Regions from separate parts of the Homo sapiens genome. Here region 1 is linked to region 2. The links are chromatin loops, found by intact Hi-C in ENCODE. Cell type or tissue: mammary epithelial cell. All regions are shown on one strand. Links, peaks and the distances in the headings refer to the core of each region. The heading gives the core; the rest is flanking DNA. Region 1 has its middle 160 kb from the start of LINC02458. Region 2 has its middle 94 kb from the start of LINC02458.

Region 1 (5,389 bases), core at 114-5,113, 71 kb before region 2:
CTCATCATCACTGGCCATCAGAGAAATGCAAATCAAAACCACAATGAGATACCATCTCACACCAGTTAGAATGGCAATCATTAAAAAGTCAGGAAACAACAGGTGCTGGAGAGGATGTAGAGAAATAGGAACACTTTTACACTGTTGGTGGGACTGTAAACTAGTTCAACCATTGTGGAAGTCAGTGTGGCGATTCCTCAGGGATCTAGAACTGGAAATACCATTTGACCCAGCCATCCCATTACTGGGTATATACCCAAAGGACTATAAATCATGCTGCTATAAAGACACATGCACACGTATGTTTGTTGCGGCATTATTCACAATAGCAAAGACTTGGAACCAACCCAAATGTCCAACAATGATAGACTGGATTAAGAAAATGTGGCACATATACACTGTGGAATACTATGCAGCCATAAAAAATGATGAGTTCATGTCCTTTGTAGGGACATGGATGAAATTGGAAATCATCATTCTCAGTAAACTATCGCAAGAACAAAAAACCAAACACCGCATATTCTCACTCATAGGTGGGAATTGAACAATGAGATCACATGGACACAGGAAGGGGAACATCACACTCTGGGGACTGTTGTGGGGTGTGGGGAGGGGGGAGGGATAGCATAGGGAGATATACCTAATGCTAGATGACAAGTTAGTGGGTGCAGTGCACCAGCATGGCGCATGTATACATATGTAACTAACCTGCACAATGTGCACATGTACCCTAAAACTTAAAGTATAATAATAAAAGAAAAAAAAACTTAAAAAATATATATATATATACACTGAATTCTGAAGACAGTTTGGACAAAAAAGCATGTAGTACATCCCATTAATTCTTTTCAAATATTGATTATATGTTGATGTAATGCTTTAGAGACACAGGTTTAAATAAAATATATAATTAAAATACAAAAAAAAACACATATGTACATGCACACAAACACACACGGCCCACTTTTGTTAGATTTATTTTAGATACCTTTTTGTTTTATTTGATATTATAAATTGTTTATTTTTTTAACATGGTTATAGTTTTTACTAGAATATTGAAATGTAATTGGCTTATTTTTAAATCACCTTTATTGAAATGTAATTTATATATGAGAAAATACTCCTATTTTAAGTGTTAAGCTCTGTAAGTTTTGACAAATACACAGACCAATGTAACTACAACAAGATCCTGAGACCTTTAGAAGTTAATCATCCTACCAGCTCCTGGTAACCTCTGATCTGCTTTCTTCATTTTAAATACAATTGATCTTTTCTATCGTTTCATATAAAAGGAGTTGAATCTGTAGACCAATTGGAAAAGAATTGACACCTTAACATTAAATCTTCCAAATCACACAAATGGCATATCTCTCCCTTTATTTAGCTTCTTAAATTTCTTTCAGCAAATTTTATAATTTTTAATGTGCAGGATTTGCACATCTTCTACTAAATATATTGTGAAGTGTTTCACACTTTTGATGCTATATAATTAATATAAATCAAATTTAAACATTGAATTATTACCAGTATAGAGAAATGCAATGAATTTTATATTTTAACCACATATCCTATGGTTTGCTAAATTCACCTAATGCTTCTTCCTCCAGAACTCTCCACACAGGTACGTAAGACTGCTTGATATTGTCCCGCATGTCCCACAAAGCTCTGTCCATTAGTTTTCAGTATTTTTTTTTCTTCCTGTGCTTCAGTTTGGATTCATTTTATTGTTATGTCTGCACAGTCTGATTTGTTCTTTATCCCATCCTGTGAATTTTTTATTTCATTTACCATGTCTTTCATCTTTAGACATTTCATTTGGTTCTTTTCTGTACTTTTCATTTCTCTCCTCATTATTTCCTGGTTTCTTTTTAAATCCCTGAGCATATTTATTATAGCTTTTTAAACTTCCTTGTCTGCTAGTCTACCCTCTCTCACATTTCTTGATCTGTTTCTATCAATTGAGGCCTCTTCTGGCTATGTTATATAATGTTCTGCTTTGCATATGTAGCAATTTTTTATTGTGTGCTAGACAACATGAGGTTACACTGAGGTTACATACATCTGCAATTTGATGTCTTGCTTCAAAGAATGTTGTGCTTTATTCTAGTAGGCAACTAACTTACTTGAAGATTAGTTTGATCCATTTAATTCCTGTTTTAAGCACTTTTATGGCATGTCTAGAGTTGTCTTCATTCCAAGCATACCTTGTTCTCTTCACCCAGATATGACCTTTTCCGGGTTTTCTACTGAATGCTTCATTGATGACTGAAGAATCTTTACACTGGTTAGTCAGAGCTCAAATGTTTCCCTACCTTGTGAAAGATCTGAAAGTTGTTCATCTTACAGTTCTTTGCCTGGCTTCATTGAGTTTTACCCTATGCATGTACAACCTTGTACTCAGCAACTACTCAAGGGGTCTCAATGGCAATTTGTTTGTTTTGTTTTTTTTGGTGGGGGGGTGAGGACCGAGTCTCCCTCTGTCGCCCAGGCTGGAGTGCAGTGGCGCAGTCTCGGCTCACTGCAAGCTCCGCCTCCCGGGTTCACGCCATTCTCTTGCCTCAGCCTCCCGGGCAGCTGGGACTACAGGTGCCCGCCACCACGCCCGGCTAATTTTTTTGTATTTTTAGCAGAGACAGGGTTTCACCGCATTAGCCAGGATGGTCTCGATCTCCTGACCTTGTGATTCACCCGCCTCGGCCTCCCAAAGTGCTGGCATTACAGGCGTGAGCCGCCGCGCCCGGCCGGCAATTTCTTAATAGCTTCTCCTTGTACAAAATACTGCCTCACAGTTAACAGCTATCTCAGCTTTTTCTGACAATATTTTTAGCCTTAACATATTGACTATAAGTTTGTCTGTTTCCACTGTACGTACTCTTTTTAACAACATCTTAATATTTCTTAACATGAATGTTCCAGTATTTATTTAGTTTATTTACCAAAGATGGACTTTTAGGTCCTGTGGCAAATACTATGCATTGATTTACTGCAGTCCATTTCAAGTAACTTAGAACATGCTTACTAAATGACAGAGGCTGAAAAGTTGCAGACTACTTTTCTCAGACTTCTCTACAGTTCAGGTTCCAAACAGGCTTAGCTTTAGATGAGCAGATATAATCGTATATTGGGCATGCAATCTGGTACTTCTGCTGTTTCTGCTAATGAGCTTGGTTGCAGCAGTATTTGTCTTTTATGAAACAGAAATTACTGAGCCTGATACCTTGCTTCAGATACCTCTCATTTCATGCCTAGCTTCAGAATAGTCTCATTTCTACAGACTCAGCATAAAGGTTGTTTCTAAAGCCCTTCCAATGAGGTAGCTAATTTCCTGAACTAAATTCTTTTCTGCTTAAACTAGCTAAGAGTAGTTTCTGTCATCTATAATCAAACACAGTGCAAAGGAATTTTGAAACAGAAATTGAGAGCTGCATGCAACAGAAGCCATATATTTTCATTGGCTTAGCAATCAAGTGGAAGATGAAGAGGACTCACATGTTGCATTCTGAAACAATGATGAACTTTGTTATTTGATGATAAAAAACTAATACAGTTGTTCCCTGTGGTGCCCTGGATGAAAGAGTAAGTGTCAACAATGACCGTAGCATTAGGGGAAATAGTAGAGACAATACGTAAGATTGAGGTGTGTTGATTGCCTTTTTCACTTTTAAACAAAATTCTACAATAATGTTCATGTAGATAGTCTAACACCAGCCAGTGAGAAGCTCTCTGCCTAGTTCTACAATCTTGGTTGACTGAGATTACAGTAGTGTGATTCCTTGAAGAGTTGAGAAGGCCAGTTGTTTTAACCCTAACACTGAAGCAGTTATTAGTAGGACTGTATATCAGTCATTACAGCAAGAGATAGCAGTAACAGAAGCCACAGCAGGAACCCAAAAGCTTACCATCAGAGAGGACTTTATCATCGCTAAGGCCCCAGTGACACTTCATGATTCTTATTTTCCTCTTTTCCAAATGAGAGCTTTTATTCTGTTTATCCTGTTCCAGCTGCACCGTGATAGGTTGGATATGTTTGGGGGCAGATTGTTTGCTTTTAATTTTAGCAACTGCCAGACCACAAGAGTACACATAATCTAGAGACACTGCAGTGATCTCTGTGTGGGACTTTGGAACTGTCTATTTTGCAAAAGGCATGACTGGGTTCTGTGTGTCAGAAGAAGGGTATGGCAGAATATTGGGGTAGGCAAATAGCTAGATTGTGGGAGGGACTATGAGTTGTCCCACAAAATCGATTTTTCCCACTTGCTCAGAAATAGACCTTCAAATGTTATTTGGGCACAGGGTCTTCAAGAATAACAACTAAATTCTATAATTTTCTTTGAATCTAGGTGTGGCCTTGTGTCTGTGGATAAGTGTTGACCAACGGAATGTAAGTAAAGTGAAGAACAATCAAATAAATGTTCTCAAAGGGAGAGGGCTTCTTTTCCCTTGTCTGCTAACTCAAATATGGATCAGCTGACTGAAGCTGGAGCAGTTGCACTGGACCACTTATTGAGGGTAGCAGAGCAAAAAGGAAGACAGATCTCTGAGAATCATGGAGTTTTCACACCAGGAACCTACATGAAGGAGAAATAAACTATCATGTTTATAAGCCACTGTTATTTTGGGTTTTTCTATAAATTATAGCTGAAACTACCCCTATCTTTATAGAGTTATTTTCCAAAATTTCAAATATTACCCAAAAAATGCTTCAACAAAAAATGACATCTTTAAAGAAATGTATTTGTGTACATGTTATAAGCATTATTTTTTGGATAGATTCCTAGGAGTGAAAGTCTTGAGTAAATGATGTGTTATTTTTATTTTGAAAGATACTTTCTACTTGCCTTGTAAAAATGCTTTATCAAGTTTCACAAAAAGAGTATGAGAGGAATTGTTTTCCTGTATCCTCTATACAGATTTTTACTGATTTTTAAATTTATTATATTTGAATAGATAATCTTATGTACATATCTGTATTACGAGTAAGTCTAGGAATCCTTTTTTCACACATCTGTTTTGGCCAACTGTTTTCTTCTGTCTTTTGACAAACTTTCTATAAATTCTTTAGTTTTTCTGGCTGATATGTTTACATATTCTGGATATTAATTATTTTTAGTTGTATGTTTGGCAAGTTTTTTTTCCAGACTGCTGGTTATTGTGTAACTTACTTATGATGGCTTTAATTAAAGAAGTATTTATATTTCAGCATAAGTGCCAACATCTTCCTTCTGGATTTTGCTTCTTAGCTAGAAACCTCTAGAGGTCATAACATTATTTTTCTATATTTCTTCCAACATACTCTTTCAATTAAAAATTATTTCACTTTTTAATGCATCTGGAATATATTTATGCAAGATAGGAATTAGAGGTCTAATATTTAATTATTTTAAAT
Region 2 (5,389 bases), core at 66-5,065:
CGGGTTTAGTAAATGTTTCATAATACATGAATGAAGAATGAATGAATAATAAATAAATAACTGAGAAGTCTCCATAGTGAGCATGAAAACAAAGCAGTGGATGTCAGTTATATAATTAAGATATGTAATGGTAGCAAACTCTCAAACTCTAATTCAGTGTTTAACTCATTTTAAAAACAGATTTAAAAATAAAACACACAAATATGTAATATGTATAAAAATTCAAGACAATGTAAACCACTTTCATATAAACATTTGCTGCCAGTCTCACTTGTTTAAACTCAGACCTCAACAGAAAATGTCTCCTGCCACATCTGTGCCTACGTCTGAACTTCACTGTAATGCGTCCTTGGTTTTGAAGATGATTCCTTTGCATATTTACTTGATATTTCTACTCGTATGAAACCCCCAATTGTTTACATAGCTATAAATGACAGTGACAGTGAAGTGGATGACTGGGGCAATTAATCAGAAATTTAGGGAAATATAGTGACATGTTTTATCCAAGAAAATAAATGTAATTCTTTACTTAATGTGAATGAGGACTAAGCTTTTTTTTTTCAAATGAGCAGCAAACAGTAGCATATGGTAAGCTGTATTTTTGTTTGCAATATTCATCTCTTTCTCTGTTAGATCGAATATATCAGCCCGATGCTGTCTTCCATGTAGTTTTCATATATTTCTCTGCCTTTTTGACTTTGAGCTTGGCCATGAGACTTTCCTTGTCAATAGCCTGTGAGAAGACATGCTGTTCACCACAACTGAGCATGAGTTTTGGAGACATCATGTGATTCTACCAGCTCTGTTGCTCTTCCCTCCTTGCTATGACAATGGCATGTTCCACAAAGGGGCTGAAATAAGAAGACATGCGGTGCTGAGCCCAGCAGAGCCAAACAAAGTCACGGCAGCTGCAGCCAACCCATAAATCCTGACATATCACTTGTCCAAAAAAATCAAAGTTTGTTTTTGTGAACCACTGAGATTTGGGGGCTATTTGTCACTGCAGGAAAGGTAACTAATAGATAGGAATTTACTGAAAATAAAAGAGCAGTATTATGTTGCTTCCAAAAGTGGGAAAACTAGCCTACTCCCCAATGTTATATGAAATTTTACTCTTGGGTCCCAAACGAGCACTCCCTGTACCCAGAGTTTCAAAGAAATTACTTCAGTTCGTCTCTCTATCAGGACTTTATGTCACTTCAAGAAGACACTGGATTTACTTCCTCCCTTGTTCTCAAATGACAGTGTTCAAAAATCAAAACCAAAACAAACAAACAAAAACCTCCACCTTTTACCTCTTGCCAAAAAATACCAGTGCGTATGAATTTATGCAAGTAGATACCAGAAGTGGTCACCAGGCCACTAGTCTTGCAAACTGCCACATTCTGAAACTCATCCAAATACAAGCTAGGGCACCGTGTTCTATCCTCTTTTTATAGATGAGGAAACTGAATCCCCAAGTGATTACCGTGGTAAGTTTCCAAGGCCACTGCTGTAAGACCTTCAAATTCATGTGTTGAAACCCTACCCCCAGTATGTAAGAATATGACTATATGAAGATAGTGCCTTTAAAAAGGTGACTTCATGAAAATGAGACAGTTAAGGTGAGCCCTAATTCAATCTAACAGTTGTCTTTATAAGAAGAAGAAATTTGAACACAAAATGAGAAACCAGAGAAAGACCATGGGAGGACACAGCAAGAAGGTGGCCATCCCCAAGCAAAGGAGAGAAACCTCCAAAGCAACCAAACCTGCTGACACTTTGATCTTGAACTTCTAGCCTCTAGAACTGTGAGAAAATACATTTTGCTGTTTATGTCACTCGATGTGTAGTATTTTGTTATGGTAGCCTCAGCAAACTAATACAGTCAATAAATTTTAAGTAGATAAATTTTAAATTTAGTCTACAGAACACCAAAGCTTAATTATCTCCACAAACAGTAATTGCCTGCCTCTTCTTAACTAATATTGGCTTATTACTTGTGTTTATTTATGTAGAGGTAGGAGCCTACTGATAATAATAGTTAAGCAGCATTTATTGAGCACTTGCTATGTGTTACAGTGTGAAGAGTTTTGCCTGCAAACAGGCTGGATCAGATTATGAGAAATGGGTAAGCTGCTAAGAAAAGGAAGTCAACTGCCTTTCCAAGTCCTACTCACAATTCCAGATTCAGTTCTACTTCCATTCAGAAAAATTCACTGACTCTAACAGGGATACTCCACCTAAGATTTCCTATGGAGTCCTGTGTTTCTTCCTATGGTGATTCTTATTGAATTTTTTAATTGCTTATACCTGTTTCCATACTGGACACTAATTTTTTAGGTATCAAAAACTGTGTTTTCACTTCTTCATTCTCACCACCTTGCAGAGTACCTGGTACTTTATAAGCATTAAATATTTTTTGTTGTTGTTCTTGAATTGCTGCATTGTAGCTCTTTGTTACCATTTGTTACTAAAGAAAATTGGCAATAAAAGATGATTTCACTGACTTGAATTTTTTTTTAATTAAATGCATCCACCTAGAATGAGTAAAATCTTCCTCTTTTATTCAAAGGAGTAGGGCCCATTTCAATCAGTGCCAAATACTTTTGAGCAATATTGAGGAAATATTTTTAAGAACTACAAAATCTTATGAGTCAGACAGAGAAAAGTAATCTATTTTCATTATATTTTTGCCACATGCAAAGACTTTTGTTATAACACTTTAACTTTCATTTAAAAATCTATCATCACCACTGTAAGTTAGGAAGCAAGGAGTGGTAATGACAGAATTTTAATTTTTTTTCATGGGCTAACATAGCTTAATATATAGATAATCATGCTTGGATAAATACTTGATGAAAGAATGATTGAAGATAAATATCAAATATTTCCTTGCGTCTACTTTGGTACCATAATCCTCTCCAGTGATCTCTCTATTTCTTTACTTTTCTTCACAAAAGATCTTTTTAAGTAAGTTGCCACTTTCACTGTCTCCACTCAACCACTGCCAATTTGTTTTTTCCCCACCCCAGGTAGACTTCCAGTCTCACCCCTGCACGGATATCTCTCCCATGAGGTCATCAGTGACTCCATGTTGTCTAATCCAAGGAATATTTTTCTGCCCTCATCTCTCTTAACTTTCCAATGGCTTTTGACACAATTAACTACTCCACCTTTCTTGAAATATCTTTTATCGTAGTCCTATCTCTTCTGGTTGCCAGTAACAGGAACATGACTCAAACCAACTTATGTAAACACAAAAGGAATTTATTGGCTCTTTTATCCAGGAAGTTCAAGGAATGGTGCTAGTTTAAGGCATCATTGGCTCTAGAGGTTCAAACACATATTATCAGAAACTTATTTATTTTTCTCTACCTCTCAGCTTACATTTCTGCTGTTATCTCAGTTTTTAGGCAGGTAAACCTCACATGGTAACAAAGATGGCTATTGACAGTTCTAGACTTTTATCAATCATCCTTGTCTTTCCTGGTCTTAGTAAACTCAAACACACACACACACACACACACACACACACACACACCACATGCCTCTTTCCTGTGAGTATCAGTGGGAGTAGTGAGAAGGCTTTAATTGAGCAAGTCTCATACCATGCCCAACTGAGAGCAGAGACTTGGGGAGGGTCTTGTGTGTTGGGAGAGAATCAGCTCCACTTAAACTGTATGGATTAAGATTTAAGAAAATACACTCATCTTACACAAAAAGAAAACACACATAGGTACTATAGCTTCTGTAACACTCCTCTCTCTTCTATTGTCCTTGTCTGCTCTTTTTCAGCCTCCTTTGCTGTCTTCAACTCTAAGTGTTGGAGTAACTGAGCTTTGTGCTGGGTCATCTTTTGTTTTCTGCTCACTCTCTCTTCCTCACTGTTGTCTAAAACGCTTCTAAATCCACAGTTTACATCTACTTGTGAAGCTGCTGACTTCCCATGTTTATAGCTACAGAAGCAACTTCCCCCGAGTGCCTTCTAACTGCTTATTTGAAATAAGCAGTCAGATTTCCACATGAATATCTATATGCATTTCAAATTTATAATAGTGTTCTTGTTTTCCGCCCAAACCTATTATTTTCCTGAGTCTTTAATATCTCTTTAAATGGTGCCAGCATCCATCAGTTGCTTAATCCAAAAATGCAGAAAACAACCTTGTATTCTATTTTTCTCTCAATTCCCATATCTAATTCACCAGCAAATTACACGATTTATGACACCAAAATATATCTCAAATCCATCTTTTCATCCGTTCACCAACACTGCCATCACCCTGTCTAAGCCACCCTAGTCTATCACTCAGATAACAGCAATAGCCTATTAAATTAAATTGCCTTCTTGCTTTTACTCTTCCCCTTCACTATTCCAGTTTTGTACTGAGCAATTGAAGTGATCTTTCTGTCATCTCTTACTTCATCTTTTTAAAGTTTTATTCACTATATTACAGCCATGCTGGTCTCTTTTCTGTTTCTTCAATAGGCCAAGCCATTTTTTTTTCCTCAAAATCTTTGCATTTGCTCTTTCCACAGCAAAGAATGCTCTTCTCCCAGTCTCTGTACTTTTCAGTTCTTATCTTAAATAGTCTGTCTTTAGAAGGGCCTTTCTTTACCACCTGTCTTGGTCATCTTGGACTGCCATAACAAAATACCATAAACTAGGTGGCTTATCATCAACAGGAATTTATTTCTCACAGTTGTAGGGGCGGGAAAGTTTAATACCAAGATGCCACCAGATTTGGTGTCTGCTCTGGTAAGTACCCACTTCTTGATTCGCAGGCAGCAGTCTTCTTGCTATGTCTGCACATGGAAGAAAGAGTGAAGGAGCTCTCTAAAGTCTCTTTTATCAGGGCACTAATCCTATTTATGAAGGCTCTGCCCTTATGACCAAATCACCTCACTAAGGCCTCACCTCCAAATACCATCACATTGGGGATTGGGTTTCAGCATATTAATTTGAGGGGCGCATAAACATTCAGTCTACAGGACCACTCTATGTAAGTTTATTTTCTCCTTAACTTACTTAATTCATCACCCACTGGAAAGAATGCAAGCTCCCTGAGCATAGAGACTTTTAACTGTTTTGTGTATCACTAAATTGTCAAAACCTACAACAGTGCTTAGGCATTAAAAATCTATTTGAATGAGTGAAGATCCCCATTTATTCGCTTCATGGCATTTGTTAACAATTTGTCAGTTCCTTTCTTATTTGTTTACTCATCCAGTGGTTATCGTTTTTACTAAAATGTAATCCCTAAGAAGACATGGAGATCTCACTCTATCTTCTAGGCTTGATTCAGTGCCTTGTACTTAGTGGACACTTAATACAATCTTGAATGAATAATTGAGTCAATACTTATTAGTGATTGCTCCCTGAACTTAAGCAGAGATCATTCCTAAAAAT

Evidence for each region. Peaks named below come from ENCODE experiments on the same cell type or tissue, not always from the same donor. Only the 100,000 strongest peaks of a DNase experiment are listed, where the experiment ranks them.
Region 1: a loop joins it to region 2, with 4 times the contacts of the local background. A loop is called at or near these places in 4 of 110 quality-filtered maps.

The regions. Positions count from the first base shown.
Region 1 is chr12:88,852,247-88,857,635 of GRCh38, forward strand. No RefSeq gene overlaps it. Among named protein-coding and RNA genes, the nearest start is that of LINC02458, 160 kb to the right of the region's middle. In mammary epithelial cell, for the core only: no CTCF peak of the experiment used is centred there; a DNase peak (open chromatin) is centred at 2,245; H3K27ac peaks cover 1,056 bases.
Region 2 is chr12:88,922,992-88,928,380 of GRCh38, forward strand. No RefSeq gene overlaps it. Among named protein-coding and RNA genes, the nearest start is that of LINC02458, 94 kb to the right of the region's middle. In mammary epithelial cell, for the core only: no CTCF peak of the experiment used is centred there; a DNase peak (open chromatin) is centred at 3,130; H3K27ac peaks cover 2,724 bases.